Regions from separate parts of the Mus musculus genome. Here region 1 is linked to region 2. Evidence: chromatin loops called from intact Hi-C (ENCODE). Cell type or tissue: gastrocnemius. All regions are shown on one strand.

The links. A loop is a pair of places that touch in the nucleus more often than their neighbours do. Peaks named below come from ENCODE experiments on the same cell type or tissue, not always from the same donor. Only the 100,000 strongest peaks of a DNase experiment are listed, where the experiment ranks them.
Region 1: it touches region 2 in a loop (8-fold over the local background); 3 of 42 quality-filtered maps call a loop at or near these places.

Annotation. Positions count from the first base shown.
Region 1 is chr11:117,531,719-117,539,718 of GRCm38, reverse strand. It overlaps Gm11734 (predicted gene 11734), which reads right to left. Exons shown (of 7, transcript NR_167774.1): 4 at 7,886-8,000; 5 at 7,450-7,635; 6 at 6,984-7,207; 7 at 5,600-5,834. Among named protein-coding and RNA genes, the nearest start is that of Gm11734, 13 kb to the right of the region's middle. In gastrocnemius, no CTCF peak of the experiment used is centred here; a DNase peak (open chromatin) is centred at 4,622; H3K4me3 peaks cover 465 bases; H3K27ac peaks cover 3,933 bases.
Region 2 is chr11:117,650,990-117,658,989 of GRCm38, reverse strand. It overlaps Tnrc6c (trinucleotide repeat containing 6C), which reads right to left and starts at 4,701. Exons shown (of 22, transcript NM_198022.2): 1 at 4,304-4,701. In gastrocnemius, CTCF peaks have their summits at 3,286 and 4,699; DNase peaks (open chromatin) are centred at 3,536, 3,896, 4,327, 4,768 and 1 more place; H3K4me3 peaks cover 3,938 bases; H3K27ac peaks cover 3,505 bases.

The sequences.
Region 1 (8,000 bases), 120 kb after region 2:
TGTCCTGGAATTCACTTTGTAGACCAGGCTGGCCTTGAACTCAGAGATCCACCTGCCTCTGCCTCCCGAGTGATGGGATTAAAGGCATGCACCACCACGCCCGGCTTCAAGGGCATCTCTTATCTCCTGTTTCCAGAAGACCCTCAGAGATAAACATGTGACTCAGTTGGAAGGATGATTGTGTCACCCCCACAAAGCCCAGCACTCAGAGGAGGTCAAAGCAGGAGGATGGATCATCAGTCAGAGGTCATCTTCAGCTACATAAGAGGTTGAGGACAGCCTGGGCTACTTAAAAAAAAAAAAGGCGGAGACTGGAGAGTTCAGTGGTCTTGACTCACGCCATCTGTAACTACAGTTCTAGGGGATCCAATAGCCTTTCCTAGTCTCTGAGAGCAACAGGCACACACATGGTACATAGGCACATGTACACATAAAACAGCTATGTACATACAATATAAGCAGAAGGCAGCTTAACACCCACTTTGGCATTGGCCTAAGCATCCTTGTATAGATGGGAGGTTTATGGTTGTAGTGGCTTTAAGAATATGCAAGAACTGACAGAACTCAGTTCCCTTCCTGGGCTCTGGTCACCTGCTGTGACCATCTCTCAGGGCTTTCTCCAGCCATAGGACCCTTCCAGGATCCCCAGTGCATTGAATGTCTAGAATTGGAGGAGAGGGTGACCCAGGGGCTCTGTCTGTGGAAGTCTGGTCCTCACGGTCTCAGCCGGGATGGATGCCCGGCTAGTGACAGTGGTGAATTGCCCCTCCCCACTCTCACTCACAGACCATATGGACCCGCTTGTCAGGCTGGGACACCCACAAATGGTCACATGCTTCATCTTGATTGACAGTTACCTTCCCCCTAGAAATTCAGGAACAGCCTGGCTACAGTTATGTCTTGTTCAGTAAAATGAGGGAATAAAAAAGGGAGTGATTACTTTATGGATATGGTCTCTGGCAGTTGTCTTCGGAGGGACTCTGTATTCCCACAGCTCCTACGTTTTATTATTTTATTAAGAGTTAACTCTCGGTTATCCACGTGTGAGCCTGAGAGATGATCTTATTCCCACAGCTGTTTAATATTATTATTTTATTAGTAGCAGTTTGGCTTCCCCCAACCAGGGCTCCATAGAGGGCCTGAAAAAGAGTCCGACTATTCACATGTGTCTTCACTGGCCTTCTTGAATTATGGCGGTAAACATTTATAATCCCAATGTTGATTCTCTCTTCTAGGGCCGGGGTGGGAGCTATACTTTTTAATTGTGCTAAAACATACGTGACATAGAGTTCCCTGCTTTTTTAAATTTTCAGTTCTCATGTTTATTTACTTTCTTGTGAGCATGCATATACATGTGTGTGTGTGTGTGTGTGTGTGTTTATGAGAGAGAGAGAGCGAGCACATGTACCATGGAGATAAGACAGACACACATTTTAGGAGTTGGTTGGTTCTCTCTTCCTACCACATAGATCCTGGGGCTTGAACTCAGGTCCACAGGCTTGGCCGCAAGCTCCTTTACCTGTGGAGCCATCTCTCCAGCCCCATCCTTTTCTATTCTATCTTTGCTCAGCTGCTGTGTCTCACATTCCCACCTGCAGCACTCTCTTGAATCCTCTTCCCTCGCCCATACCAGTCCTTGTCAGCCTCGGTTCTGGCTCAGAAGGCTGTGGCAAGAGTGGCCCTTTCAAAGTTGATCTTTAACCCTTTACCTTTTATTAGTTGTATTTCTGTTTGGAAACAAGGTCTCCTTCAGCCCAGGCTAGCCTCATCACGTAGCTGAGGATGGCCTTGAACTTCCGATTCTCCTACCTTACCTCTAGGATTATAGATATGCACCACCACGGGCATCGAGACTTTTGCCTAGGTTTTGATCCAGGGTGCTGCCAAGAGGATGCTGCCAGTCATGCGGCACTGGACAGAGACAGGAAAAAGGGGTGGCTAGCAGAAGGACCTGTGTGTGTGTGTGTGTGTGTGTGTGTGTATATCCCCTCTATCCTTTGAATGAAGAGCTCTGGGGGAGCTCTCAGGGGCAGGATTGCTTGACAGAGACACAGGAGACAACATTGAAACGGTGATTTAGGCAGTCTTTGGGCATAGGGGATGCATTGGCGCTCCAAGCCCCATCTACTGTCAGCCACAGGCCTTTGCAGAGAATCCTGATTGAGCTTAGCTATGCAAAATGCATTTTTTTCTGAGGCCAAGTTGCAGACAAGCCGGCATCTCCTTCGGGTGTCCCCGTTTGGATGGGGGAGCAGGGAGGATTTTGTGGGCACAGCAATGCTGGTCTGGAAGCGGGAAATAGCTTTAGATTATCTACAAAGTGCTTCTTCCACCGTGGATAATGGAGAGGTAGCCACGCTTATTTAGAGCTACCCTCTTAGGGACAATCACTGGAAGGGGAGGGGTGGGGAGAAGGGTAGGGATGGAAATGGTGTATTACTGAGCCAGACTCAGACCGAGGAGGGGCTCAGTGGGGTCCTTAGCAGCTCCTTCTAGACATGGAGGCTGGAAGGGATCACCCCATCAGCATCAGACTCCACCCCATCAGCATCAGACTCCACCCCATCAGCATCAGACTCCACCCCATCAGCATCAGACTCCACCCCATCAGCATCAGACTCCACCTCTTTTGGTCTGCAGGAAGCCCCAGGACTCAGATCACTATTGGCCAAGACAGCATTAGCCCAAGGGCAGCCAACAATGCTTCTCTTTCTACCCCACTTTCAGCCTCATCCTTGTGAGGTGGATGAACTAGATATCCGTCATCCTCCTCCACAGACCCCAGGGCCCACCTCTGATCCAGGGTCCTGGATCAGAACTGGTTGGCCGTGCTCTCTCAGACTCTCTCAGGAAAAGTGTTCAGGGCAGGGATTGTGCTGGAGACTAGGAAACTGCTGGAAGGGCAAGGCAGAGTGCAGAGCTGGTCAGAGCTGGTGGGGATGAATCATGCTGGCTACAGGCACAAGTGCATGGAAAGTACCTGGAATTGTGCCTGCTTATGATGCTCCATCCCAGAGGCTCCTCCTCCTCCTCCTCCCCTCTTCCCCTTCCTCCCTCCCTGTCCCCTCCCCCTCCCCTCTCCGCTCCTTCCCCCTTTCCCTCTCCCTGGTCCCTCCCCTTCCTCTCCCCTCTCTTTGTCCCCTCTCCCTCCTTCTTTCCCTCTCCTTGCCCCCTCCTCTTCCCCTCCCCTCCCCCTTCCTTCCCCCTTCCTTCCCCTGGCCCTCTTCCTCCCCACTTCCTTCTTTATGATGCAGGGTCTCTAACCTAAAATTTACTCTGTAACCAAAGAGGACTTAGAACTTCTGATCCTTCTATTTGCCCCTCCTGGGTTCTGGGATTATAGGGATGAGCTACCAGGATGCTGGGGATTGAGCCCAGGGTCTCACACATAGTAGGCCAGCACTCTGGCTCCCCTGGCTCACTCAGGACAGGTTGTGGTTATTGAGAGCTAAGACCCTCTGGGTCTTCTGGGATGTCCAAGGCCACACACGAGGCCCTGGTGTCTCCAGGTTGGGGGCAGTCTTCTCTCGCTGGTCTGCACACTGGGGTTGAATCAGTCTTCCCTCCTTCCCCAAGCTGCTCAGAAGCCCTCTTCACAGCTGCCACCCACTTCATCATAGACACCCATCAATGAGCCAGCCAAGCCCATAAATTATTGTACAAACCACTCCAAACAATAACCACAATTTTACTTACTGAGCCATTAAATATACGTACTTAAATTAGACTTAACCAGACATCACGTGGGGACGTCTTGGGGCCAGGCAAACAATGAGTCTTGGGGGGAACGTGTCACCTTGTGTTTGCCCACCTCTCCCGTGAAATTAATGAGGTGCTTCAATTTAATCATTATTACCACTCTGGCTTTATTTAGCCAGTTAGCTGGGGTTGACCTGCCGTCTCAGTCAGCAGTGGCTTCCCTTTGCTGCCCTGGGCTGTCCTGACAGCCAGCTAGAGGTCAGTGGGAACTTGGATACTGAAGGGCTGCCCTGGTCCAGAGATGTGTTAATCTCATTGACAGAAGCTCTGTCTCCAGGATCCACAGAGACCCAGCTGTGGCTATTGAAGCTACCACGTGGAGGACAGAGTGCTGGCTCTTCCCAGATCCCCATGTCTGATGTGTCAATGAGCACATCTCACACACTCTTTCAGTGTCCTCCTAGTTCAGGCTGCCAACTGTCCCTTTGGTGTTAGCCATTTTACACCCTGTCTCTCTGTCTGCCAGATCAATTTGTAGAGAAGTTAAGTGTGGCTCATTCCCTATTCAGAGTCCTGTAGCTCCCACTGCTTATGGAGAACAAGCAGAGTGTGGTGGCCAGGGTGCCTCCTGCCTTCCTTAACCCCATCTCTCCAGCCTGTCTCGAACTTTACCAAGCACCAGCCACAGTGAGCCCTCCCACCCTCCACCCACCTCGGAGCCACACAGGTCTGGCATGTCCTCCCCTGTTCCATGTGCTTAGCTTTAAAACCCTTTAACACAGTGGCACCCACTTCCCACCTCTTCCAAGCACAGGGTGTCGGCCCAGTTCCTGCCTCCATCTGAAAACGCCTTCCTAAGCCTCCACACTGGGCACAATGCCTGAAGACAGCCCGGGCTGCCTCGTATCCCTCACGGAGGTATCTGCAGTGGGCAGTGTGCCCATGTGTCAAAGCACCCAGCACAGAGCCTGCCAAGCAGGAACAGACAGAGACATTCAGTGCCTGGGAGTGGCAGCGACCGACCGACCGGAAGCAGTGATCCTCAACCCTCTGCATCCATCTCAGCCTGGAGTCCCTCTCACTTTCAAGTGTTTGTGAGATAGATCCAGGCTGGCTGGGTTGGAGAAATCCATTATGTGGCCAGAGTGGAACCAATGCTTCCACTCTGTTTGTAGACAGGAAGGGACATTTGGTTATTGTTGCACATGGCTCAGAGGTCACCCAGTATGTACCAAGAAACTCCTGGGATCCAGAGTAGACCGTCCTTGGTGGCAATTCTAAGATGTAGCCTGGGACAAATCTGTGTATCCAAATGCTGGAGAGGGAGGGGAGAGGAGGGGAGAGGAGGGGAGAGGAGGGGAGAGGAGGGGAGAGGAGGGGAGCACCCCCAGGCTCACCAGGCTCAGTGGGTACTGCTGCCTATCTGTTGTGGGGAGTGCCCACTGCCAACTCCCTGCTAAGGCCACTAATAATCTTGAAAAAGGTGATGTGGAGGTGCCCTTGCTGCTTGTCTGTCCGTCTGTCTGCCTGTCAGTTGGTCAGACTGTCTCTAAGAACATGGCTAAGTGTCAAGAAATACAATGGAGGAGGTGTGTGCGCATGTCACAGCCTGTCCTTGTCTGAGAGTCAGGCCTGGAGAACACAAACAGTCACCAAAGGTTGCTAGCATGCCAGAGCTTCTGTGAACCGTGTCCTTATCCCCACGAGGTTGGGGGCACTCTGTCTGCTAGGGCACCAGTGGGCTTTTTCTGTGCTCCATGCAGCTCCCCCACACACAGGGCAGGCATCTGCATGAGGTGCAGCCTGGTCCACAGAGCAGGAAGTGCACGGTCAGCTGCCCATCTCCCAGCCTCAAATGGAATAAAAGAAGAGATGGGGTTAAGTGTAATCCCACTTTAAATTTTACTCAATATATCTGAAGCATATTTTATTTTATTCATTTGTGCCTATGGGTGTCAGGTAGCTAGTACGAGGGTTGCCAGTAAGGTAATTTTCTTTTTTTTTTTTTTAAAGATTTATTTATTATTACATGTAAGAACACTGTAGCTGTCTTCAGACACTCCAGAAGAGGGAGTCAGATCTCATTACAGATGGTTGTGAGCCACCATGTGGTTGCTGGGATTTGAACTCCGGACCTTCGGAAGAACAGTCGGGTGCTCTTACCCACTGAGCCATCTCACCAGCCCCAGTAAGGTGATTTTCTGGTGTGCTTATGCATCCAGCTTTTGAAATTGGTGTATACAGGGAGATGAGGTTCGACCGACACCCCCACCCCCACCCCATCTCGAGGTCTCAGGAGTTCTGGGTGGTGTGCTTTCTAGGGTTGGGCAGCTGTAGGCTGGGTGACATCGGGCAGTGCCCTGGTGGGTGCTCAGATTCTGAACTCAATAGCTTGACATTTCTTCAATTAAGCTCCGAGAAGCAGGTAAATGTTGAGGCAGGAGCAGGTCAGCCTAGTGCCAGTCAACTCCCCTGAAAAACATCTACAGGACGTCCAGGAGAAGGACTGGCTGGTCTCTGTGTCACAGATGCCATTGGTCAATGCTAAATTATGCAGGCTCAGCATAGGCATCAGGGACATATTATTTATCAGTGCCAGGGACACAAAGAAACCTTAGAATAAGGAGCCTCTGGCCAAGGACACCGAGAAGGCAGCTCTTCCCCTGAATTACTGGGGAGACGGGCTGGGATCCTAGGATGCTGGTCTGCCAGGATTCAGGAATATGACCATACAGGAATGCCCGGGTGCAGGGATACAGAGATGCTGGGATACCAGGACACAAGGGTGCTGGGGACACAGGGGTACTTGGACACAGGGATACTGGGATCTAGGGATGCTGTGATAAAGAGAAATGGGGATGCTGGATTCAGGGATGCCAGAGTGTCAGGATATGTGGGTGTTTGTATGCTAGAACTCTGGGGATGCTGGCATATAGGGATGCTATGATAGAAAGAAATGAGAATCCCGGATTCAGGGATGCCAGGATGTCAGGATATATGGGTACAGGTATGCTAGAATTCTAGTGATGCTGGAATTTTGGGATATCAGAATGATATGAGACCACAGGACCTAAAGATCATAAGGGGGTGAGACTTGAAGAGCCAGCAGCAGGCTGGCATATACTGTGGGACTCAAGGCTTCTCAGGCAGCGCCCACAGCCACTCACATGCATGGTGATTAATGGCTGGTACCCTGGTGTGGAAACCATCTTAATAGTGGTGATTTTGTCCCGGACAGTATTCCACATATTGTAAAGGTCATACATGATAAGAGCATTACCCACCTCGCCTGGGCAAACACGCTTAACCTTGTAGCACACGTTCCCGGGCAGATCCGTGTGTGCCTCCCTCATTTCAGAGGCCCTGTTGGCAAGGATTCTTAGCCAATAGAGATGAAAGTCAGCAGAGATGGCACCATGCTGGGTCTCCAGACAATGCGCTGAATCAGCTGCCGGCCTCATGCTGTGCCAGGGGCAGAGGGCACAGAAGCACCACAGCCCGCACAGAGCTGCTGGGCAAGAGACTTCAGTGAACGTTGGTAGGGACCGGCCAGCTTTGATTCCCTTCACAAGGCTGAAGAGGGGCCTCCCCTATCAGGTCTAATCAGAGGGAAGGAGAGGCCTATCTCAAGCTGTTGGCTGCCTGGGCTAGACCTAGGCCTGTGGACACATGTGGCCTTCAAGGGAACATAAAAGTGGCATATGCTTGCCTGCTGAATCCCCAAGACCAACAGCTGGATAACTCACTTACCCGTGGTTAGAATAGGTTATAGAATGCTTTGGAGTCTGCAGGAGACATCTGTAGAGCAGATCAGCCCTCGGTCTTGGCAATTCACTGTTCAGTCTGTCACCCCTGGGTTCACCGGAGAATGGCCTTGAGGTCTTCGATGCCTGGTGGCAGGTGCATGGGCCTTCCTCTGCAGGTCATGTCCCTGGGCTGTGAGAGTGGACAGAGTAGCATCTCACCTACTCCTCTTCTGCTCCCACTGTCCTCTATCTCTGTCATACACTCCCACACCACACCCACACACCACACACACATATATCACATGCCCACTCACACATATATACTCACTTATATACCACACACATCCCACACAGACTCATTCACTCACATACACACACACACACACACACACACACACATACACACACACACACACACCATCAGGGCCAGACCCCCTCACCTTGCCTCCCAGCCTATGGCTTCCTAATTCTTCACGTCATGACCACTGTCCAAAGCCCCATCAAATGACACGTTCATGCTTTCAATCCCAACAAAGAACTCTGATCTCCGGACCC
Region 2 (8,000 bases):
TAGGGAGTTGCAGAGCACTCTGAACATGCAAAACCTTGTTATATAGAAGTGGAGGATGGAAATAAACCAAACAAGCTCTGGACAGAGGCTATCATTTATCTGTTTCACATCACTCACATGCATTCTCTGTAAGGGTTACACAATCATTTCTAGCAAGTAATCTTCACTATTTGTGATTATATTTCTGAAAAATTGCATATAGCCTGAAAATGTATCAACGGGAATACATTTATATGTTAAAGTCTATTTCTAAAAGGTATATTATTTTGTAAGAAACACTCTCCTCAAAACAGCACAAGTATTTAAGAGCAAATCTGTAAAAATTTAATTTGCATTCATCAAACTGTCTTAAAGAAAGTAAATCTGTAAAAACTACCCCCTAAATGTTACCTAGTTCACAAATGATGCTCCACTCTCTTTACTCAAAGCTGTGTCTTCAATGCAGTGATAAAGATGCTAGTATCTTAAGTCTCCTTCCCTGAAGCCATTTACCCTGACAGAGGACTTCATCTCTTGCTCACTTCCATTCTCTCACCTGCACAAAGTCTGAACGAGGCTGAATGAGAGAGAGGTAAAGCCTATCTGATTACCTCCAAGCAATTTCAATCAAAGGAATCCAAATCCAACCACACAAAAACTACCACCTGGCTTTTCTGGGCTCATTTGGAACCTTCCTGTCCTGCCTGATGGGGCTCTGTCTCCTGCTCCCCCAGAGCATACCTCTCTGGGTCCCAAGAACTGCATGTAATCCTGCCTCATCTTTTTCATACTTTCTCCAAACAAAATCTTTGCTACATTGAACCCTAAAATCACCAATTTTCTTTCTTGTAAAATTTTCTCAGGGGCCAGAGAAATGGCTCACTGGTTAAGAGTACTAGTAGCTGCTTTTCCAGAGGACCTGGGTTCAATTCCCAGCACCCACATGGCAGCTCACAGATATCTGTAAATCCAGTTCCAGGAAATTCAACACCCTAATACAGACAAGCATGCAGGCAAAACACCAAAGCACAGAAAATAAAAATAAAATTTAAAAACTCTAATCTAATATCACCCTTGCACAGTAAGTCTTGAGTAAGTCATAGTCCTCACACAATCTCACACACCAACACAGACACACACCTTCCCTTCACAGGTTTAATTCATACTGGAGAAGGAGGTAGTCTACAAAATAGCTCTTCATTTTAGGTTGTAATGGAGCTATTTATGATGCCAAAGACACTTAACACACTCAAACCAAACCACACAAGAAAGTAATGCTACTAATCATGTCGACCCCATCAACCCCTCCACCCCCCCACCCCACCCCCACATTGACCCGTCAATGTCAACTTGGGTCCAGCAAGAGTAACAGGCAGGACCTCCTTTTCCCTAGCTGGTGGCTATGAATATGTGGGAAGATACAGACACTCGATTCTTAGTCAGTATTGCAGAAATTTTATCTTCCCTATAAAGCTCCCTTCAATGAGGAAAAAGTTGCCTCTCACCCCAGTCCTGACTTCCTCCCTCCCAGGCTTAGTTCTGAGTGACAGTATTTGGAAGAACACACAATTACTTCAGTAAGGTCACTGCTTAACAAAAGGTGGCAGGAATGAGGAATTGTCCTTTAAAGTTTCAAATAATCTCCAAGTGCCTTGGCAACTTTTTAGCCAAGGATGTCAAATGAAACAATGAACCTTACTCCAGCACTCAACTCCTTATTCCAAAATGCCAAGTCAATTAAACATAAATATAAACCTATTAGAAAAGAACCCTTCTTATTAACCATATATCTGCTCCTTATGACAACACAAAACATAAAGAGGAAGACCAGCATTTACTAGAGTCCCTATAACCACCTAAACATTTAAACACCAGAATCAAAAGTGGAATTAAGATTAACCCTTTGCCAATCTTAGGGTCCAAACTGACAGCTTACTAGCACATGGGAGATCACTGTCAGATTGCTTTGGACAAGAAGCATGAGTTTAAATTCATAGTTTTAAAATCAGATCCATATAATTAAATCATATGTGTAGGATGCACAATTTAACTATTACTTTCTGAACTACTAATTTCTGATTACTCAAAATATAAAATAAAAATAGACTCTAAGAATCTTATGAAAACACAAGTACTAAGATAATTCGATAGGGAGAAAAAAAGTCTTTTCAGTATTGGTAAACGAAGTCCCAACTATTCAGACTCCCCCCATGAATAAAATCAATTTCGTCAATATAACAGAACCCTGTATTTTAGACACCTCATTTCCTCAATAAAAGCATCTTAACCACACTGAAATGTCCAAAGCAAGGCTCACCTCTTCTGTTCTGGGGGGGAAAAAAGGTGCCCTCTGCCAGCCAAGTTCAACTGGCTTGGGCTGTCTTATCTAACTCAGGATTTCATTTCCTAGGGAAAGAAGTCTGCAATCCAGGAATACAATTGTCAGCACCCCATATACAGTTCAAACTATCCTCTGAAGTCACTCAGGTCACATTTTTAGGGTCTGAACTAATTCACATAGTTATTCCAATCCAAAGACAGGAAATTGCATAAAATAACTGCATATACAGTCAGGTGCCATTCAGAGATGTGGTGATGAATAGACTATCTATACTGGCACAAGGCGGTTAACGTGCACACCAGACACCCAGAAAACAACCACTACCATCAGAACCTGGGCAGTACAATGGAGCAAAGGAGCCAGGAGACTCCGACGTGCAACTCCTTCAAGATGCCCAAGTTGGCCATCAATGGAGCACCATTTTGAGTTTTGAACCTATGTTTCACTCCCAGAAGCCAATGGGCAGACCACTCAAATGGAGGTTTCATCTGGCGAAGGCAAAGGTTGGAAAGAACTCAACTAATTACACACGGAAGCACCAGCACTGTCAGAAGTCTCAGAACGCCATAGGTGCAGCCGAGCCCCGCCGGCTCCTCCTCCTCCCCGGGCTCCCTCACAGCATCCCAGCACCATCCTTCATCAAGATTCCTCCAGCGACGCGCAGCGCGCGCGCCAACCGTCTCCTCGCCCGGCCAACGCACAGGGAGATGGGGGTGGGGGACAGCTTCAGGTCCACATCTGCAGGTTTTAACTGCTACGGAAGCATTCGCTACATCTCACCTACTTGGCGAAGCCGCGGACCAAGCTACCCTAAAAAAGCAGAGACGGCGTCGGGGCGCTCGGGTTTCCTTATCTGTTAACCCGGTCGAGGTAGCTGCATTGGCGGCGGTGGCGGTGCGTCTTCCTAGCACGCAAGCACTCCGCAATCCGTTTGCAACACCGTTACAAATAAATCCACCTCATTTCACAACTGTAGGGGGCCCTCGGGGTCGCCCATGGCTCACCAAACAACGCCACACTGCGGATCGGTGTATGCCACCCTTTGGGAACGCACGGTCTGCAGGGGACCATGCAAGGGGAGCGGGTATCATCCACCACTGCATTAGTTTTAAGAGAACGAGAGAGCGAGCGCGGGGGTTGGGGGGAACGGCTAAGTGTCCGACCCCTGGGTCCCCATCCCGATGTCGCACGCCCGGCCAGGAGCTCGCAGTCCGTGCCTCTCCTCCGCCCGTCAACCCCGGCCGGCGCCGCACGCGGGTAGCTCGGGGCCGCCGCGCTCCGGCTCGGCCGAACAAAGGGCCCGAAGACCTCCGGGCGCTGCGGCGGTGGCGCTCTCACCTGGGCTCCGTCCCCGGCGGCGGCTCCGCGGGGCTCCGGCGGCGCGGGCCTGGCGGTGGAGAGGTCGCTCTCGGCCGCCCGGGGCCCTCGGGGGCGCTCCGGCGGCGGGGGCCCGCTCAGTGCCGGCGCCGCAGGATCGAGTCCGGGCGCGGGCGGCGGGTGGGCGGCGGCACGTCCCGGCAGGTCCAGGTCCAGTGCCCGCGACGCCGCGACGCGCCCTGCTCCTAAGTCTCGGCGGGCCGCGGCTCGGACGCAGCCCGGGTCTGAGGCGGGGACGGCGATGGGCGGCTGGGCGCGGGGCCGCTCCGCTCCCTCCGCCTCAGGCTCCGGCTCGAGCGGGCCCGCGGCGGCGGCGGCGGGAGCGCGACGGCGCGAGGACCGCCTGTCACGGGGGCGGCCGGGGTGACCCGGCGGCTCTCAGGGCTGCACGGCGACGCGGACGGCGACGGCGGCTGCGGCTCCCGGGGCCGTCGCGCTGAGGTGCGGAGCTGCCACCGCGGCCATCTTGTTGCTCTAACTGACAAGAACCCCCCTCCCCCCGCTCCAGCCAGACGCGGCGCTCGCGCCCCCGGCCCCGCCCCGCGTGGGCCTCCAACAGGAAGTCGTACCGGCCCCCGGCACGTGACTCCCACCGCATCTGCATACCGGAGGGCGGAATGGCCAATCAGCGCCCTGATCCTGAGCTCCGCCTCCAGGCAGTGCTCCCGATCCCATTGGTTCGTCACGAAAAGACCACGCCTCCTCCTTCTCCCCTAATACCCGCCCGCGCTGTGGTCGTCCAGACCGCGCGTGGAGCGCGCGGGGGTGCGAGCTGCGCGTTCTTCACGCGCCTCGGACGCGCGCCTTTCCTCGGAGCTGACGCTCCTTCCCGGTCAATGCGGAGAGCCGTGCGGAATTCTCCCGTGGCCGCTTGCCTTCACGCTTTTGGGCACTGTGACTCCGCGTTAGCTTGCGCACCAAAGGGCCGCAGATTCAGTTCTGCGTAGCCGCCTCCGTTCTCCGGTTCTGCGCCCCGCCGTATCCCGGGTTTGCGCAGCGTTTTCGCCCGGCGGCGCTGGCCCTCTGCGCAGCGGCGCCCTGAACCTGGCGCACGCACTGGCGCGCCTCCGGCCCGTGCCGTGCACACGCCCTGTACCTCCCTACGGTGCACACTCGTACGTGCGCGGGACGCGGCCTAGAAGCTCGCTGCGCGCTCCTCGCGGCATCCTCTTGGCCCCCTCCTTCGCTCAGAGGCTCCCCGGGGATTGCTCTGACGCGAGCCAAACAATCCCGGCTGCAAAGCAGCCCCCTGGGGAGGCCTGCTTTCCCCGCAGCTACTCCACCCTACAGCGAACGCAACCTGCCCACCCCAAGCCCTGGGCTGAGACTACACACCCCGCATTTTCTTCCTGGCTCTGGGAAGCCCGCGGTGGTCCTCCATTCTTTGGCTCCTCCTTGGTATACATATACGTAATAATCTGGTGGGTAAGGTCCGAAGCACTGTGCGCTCCGTAGAGTCCCTTTCAAGTTTCTGTTCAAGCCACGGGAAGATTTTGAAAGCTCATATTTTTCTCCACAGAGGGTGATGGAAGGAGCCTAATTCCTCTCCACCACCACTCCCGACCCTGATGTTCTGGTAGATCCGCGATGCTTCTGAAAGTTGTCAGTGCTGTAAGAGGCCATTCCCTGTCTATGTGTTCCCGTCTGGAAGAAGAGACAACGCTCTAGTAGTACCTTCGAGATGCAGTTTTGCTGCCGCCAGTGTCATGTTTTGAAATGTTTGTGGAGAAAAGGGACACAACAGACTTGCTGCTCTCGTTTCCCTTCAGGGTCCCGTGAGCTCTGTACACTCCTTTCTTTCTATTATATTTTAAGCCTTCTGGTCGTCAGATTTACTTACTCTCCGAAGTCGGCTTCAAACGTCTGTTGTGTATTTTTCATCCTGCAAACCCATATCCCCTAGAAAGATCTGATGGCAGATGTGGCTCTCACAGAGACTTCTGCCTTTTCTATTCAGCATTTTATTGACTTCAGTTTAATTCTTGACTGCTGAGAACCTGTATCTTTTGTGTCTCAAAAGTCCAGATATTATCACATGATCCAGGAAGGAGCACAAATAGCATCCTGCAGTTACACAGCATGCACTAGGTAGATTGCTAAATCCATGAGGAGCCCAGAGTCTGGGTGCAAACAACACTGTAAAACTTCAGTTATTGGAATATTGAACCAAAATGACGTCATTTAGCATTTGTCCTTGCCATTCATTGACTTTGTGACCATGACCTCTCCTCTCTTCCAGCTTTCTTTGTGATCGTCCCCTCCCCTCGAGCTTACTTAGCCTGGCACAATAAGGATCTCTTCCTACCTTAGATATCCTAACACCACTAGAAAAGGTGGGCTATATCTTTTGGAATGAAAATTAGACTCATAGTTTGGAATATGGACTTGTGGTGGTAGAAAGAATATTTGAGGAAGAGGGGTGTACCTCAGAGGTAAAGTGTCAGCTGAGCATGTTCAAAGCACTGGGGTCATTCCCTGGTGCTGGTGTATCTGAGCACACGCGCACACACACACACACACACACACACACACACACACACAATTTAAAAGCCTGGCATAGTAGCACATACCAGTAATTTCAGTGCTGAGGGAGCAGAAACAGATTCCACAGGCTCCTTATCCAGTCTGCCTCATTTAATTGGCAAGTTCCAGGCCAGTGAGAGATCCTGACCCAAAAACAAGGTGACTGGTAGATGTGATGCACATCTTTAATCTCAGCACTCTGGACAACGAGGCATCTGAATTCAAGGTGAGCCTCGTTTTACATAGAGTTCCAGGCCAACCGGGGCTACAAGGTAAGACAAAAAAAAAAAAAAAAAAAAAAAAATCAAGGCAGAGGATGTCTGAGGTTTGTTCTCTGACCTATGCACACATGTATATGCACACACGATATATAAAAAAACCGGTATGATTACCTTCCATGAAAGTGTTCTGGAAGGTAGCCTGTCTCCTAGAGACCTTCCCAGAGGACCTATAGCCTAAGTCTTGAGGGAGGTCACAGAAGCAATAACAGAAGCTCATGGAAGGACACTGAAGAGAGAAGCAACAGCAAACAGCAGGGAGACAAGGGAACCTGGAGCACTGTGTTTATCAGGGTCTGCCACAGCTCAGGAATAGGTGACGGGCGGGCAGGGGCAATCGCAGGCAGCAGCTCACGCTGCTGAAGACAGCAGAGCTTTGGATTGCTGTGAACCTTCCTAGAAAACATATATGGCAGGTAACCTGGATAAAAAGGCCCACATAGGTGGGGATAGTGCTGAGGAGGAGCCCAGCAAAGTTATTCGGACAGGAACTGAGCAAATGCAGAATGGCGTTCCTTGGAAGTCAGACAGAGCAGGGCAGTGGTGGCACACGCCTTTAATCCCAGCACTTGGAGGCAGAGGCAGGTGGATTTCTGAGTTCAAGGCCAGCCTGGTCTCCCTGTCTCGAAAAACCAAAAAAAAAAAAAAAAAAAAAAAAAAAGGAAGTCAGACAGAGAGGACACACTTGAAGATGAGGCTTACTTAGACTCTGGTGTGCTTAAGGAGAGGACTTCTGATGGGTAACAGAGGTGAGGTTGTATATGGTCTAGTCTTAGTAGGTGGTGGGTAACAGCTGAGGAAGAGGCCATGGTAAAAACTGAAGCCTTAGGTATGTTCAGGTCTACGCTCAAAGACTCAGGGTGAGCCACAATGTAAAATGACTGGCAAGTCACAATGAGGAGGTCATCCACAGGGTCCCCAGCACTTTGCAAATCCCACTCATCTGAGCCCCGTGAGGACAGGCAAGTGGCTTAGGGGTGCTGCCATCTCTTTGATTCAGTTCCCCCAAATTGGTGATCTGGTGTACCCAGGAGAGAGATAAGGAGTTTCAGGTTTCAGGCTTTCTTTTAGAGGGAGGAGAGAGATTTGCTGGCAGGCTGGTAGGCTTCCGTGGGCTTCTTTGCAGCTTCCGTACTCAAGGTAAAGCCAACGGTAAGCCAGGAATGGGCCTTTATGTCACAGCTGGGAACTCCCCGTTTCGCTATCTGAACTCACTCCAGGCCGGCTTCTCTGATCTTAATACTCACACTGAGCCAATATTTGCAAGAACTCACACAGACCAAAACCAAATAGACACCTCAAGCTCAAGCTCGGCTGTCTGCTGGCCTGAGCTGTTGACAGTCTGCATCGACAGGGTGCAGTGAATATAAAAACAATGTTGCCTCTTTGTTCTCCATTTCTTCCTTGGCCCTTTTCCATTGCCCCCTCCCCCTTTCACTGTCTCAGTCTTAAACTGTAGCTCAGGCTGGGCCAGAGCTCGCTGCATAGCTCAAACCCATGGC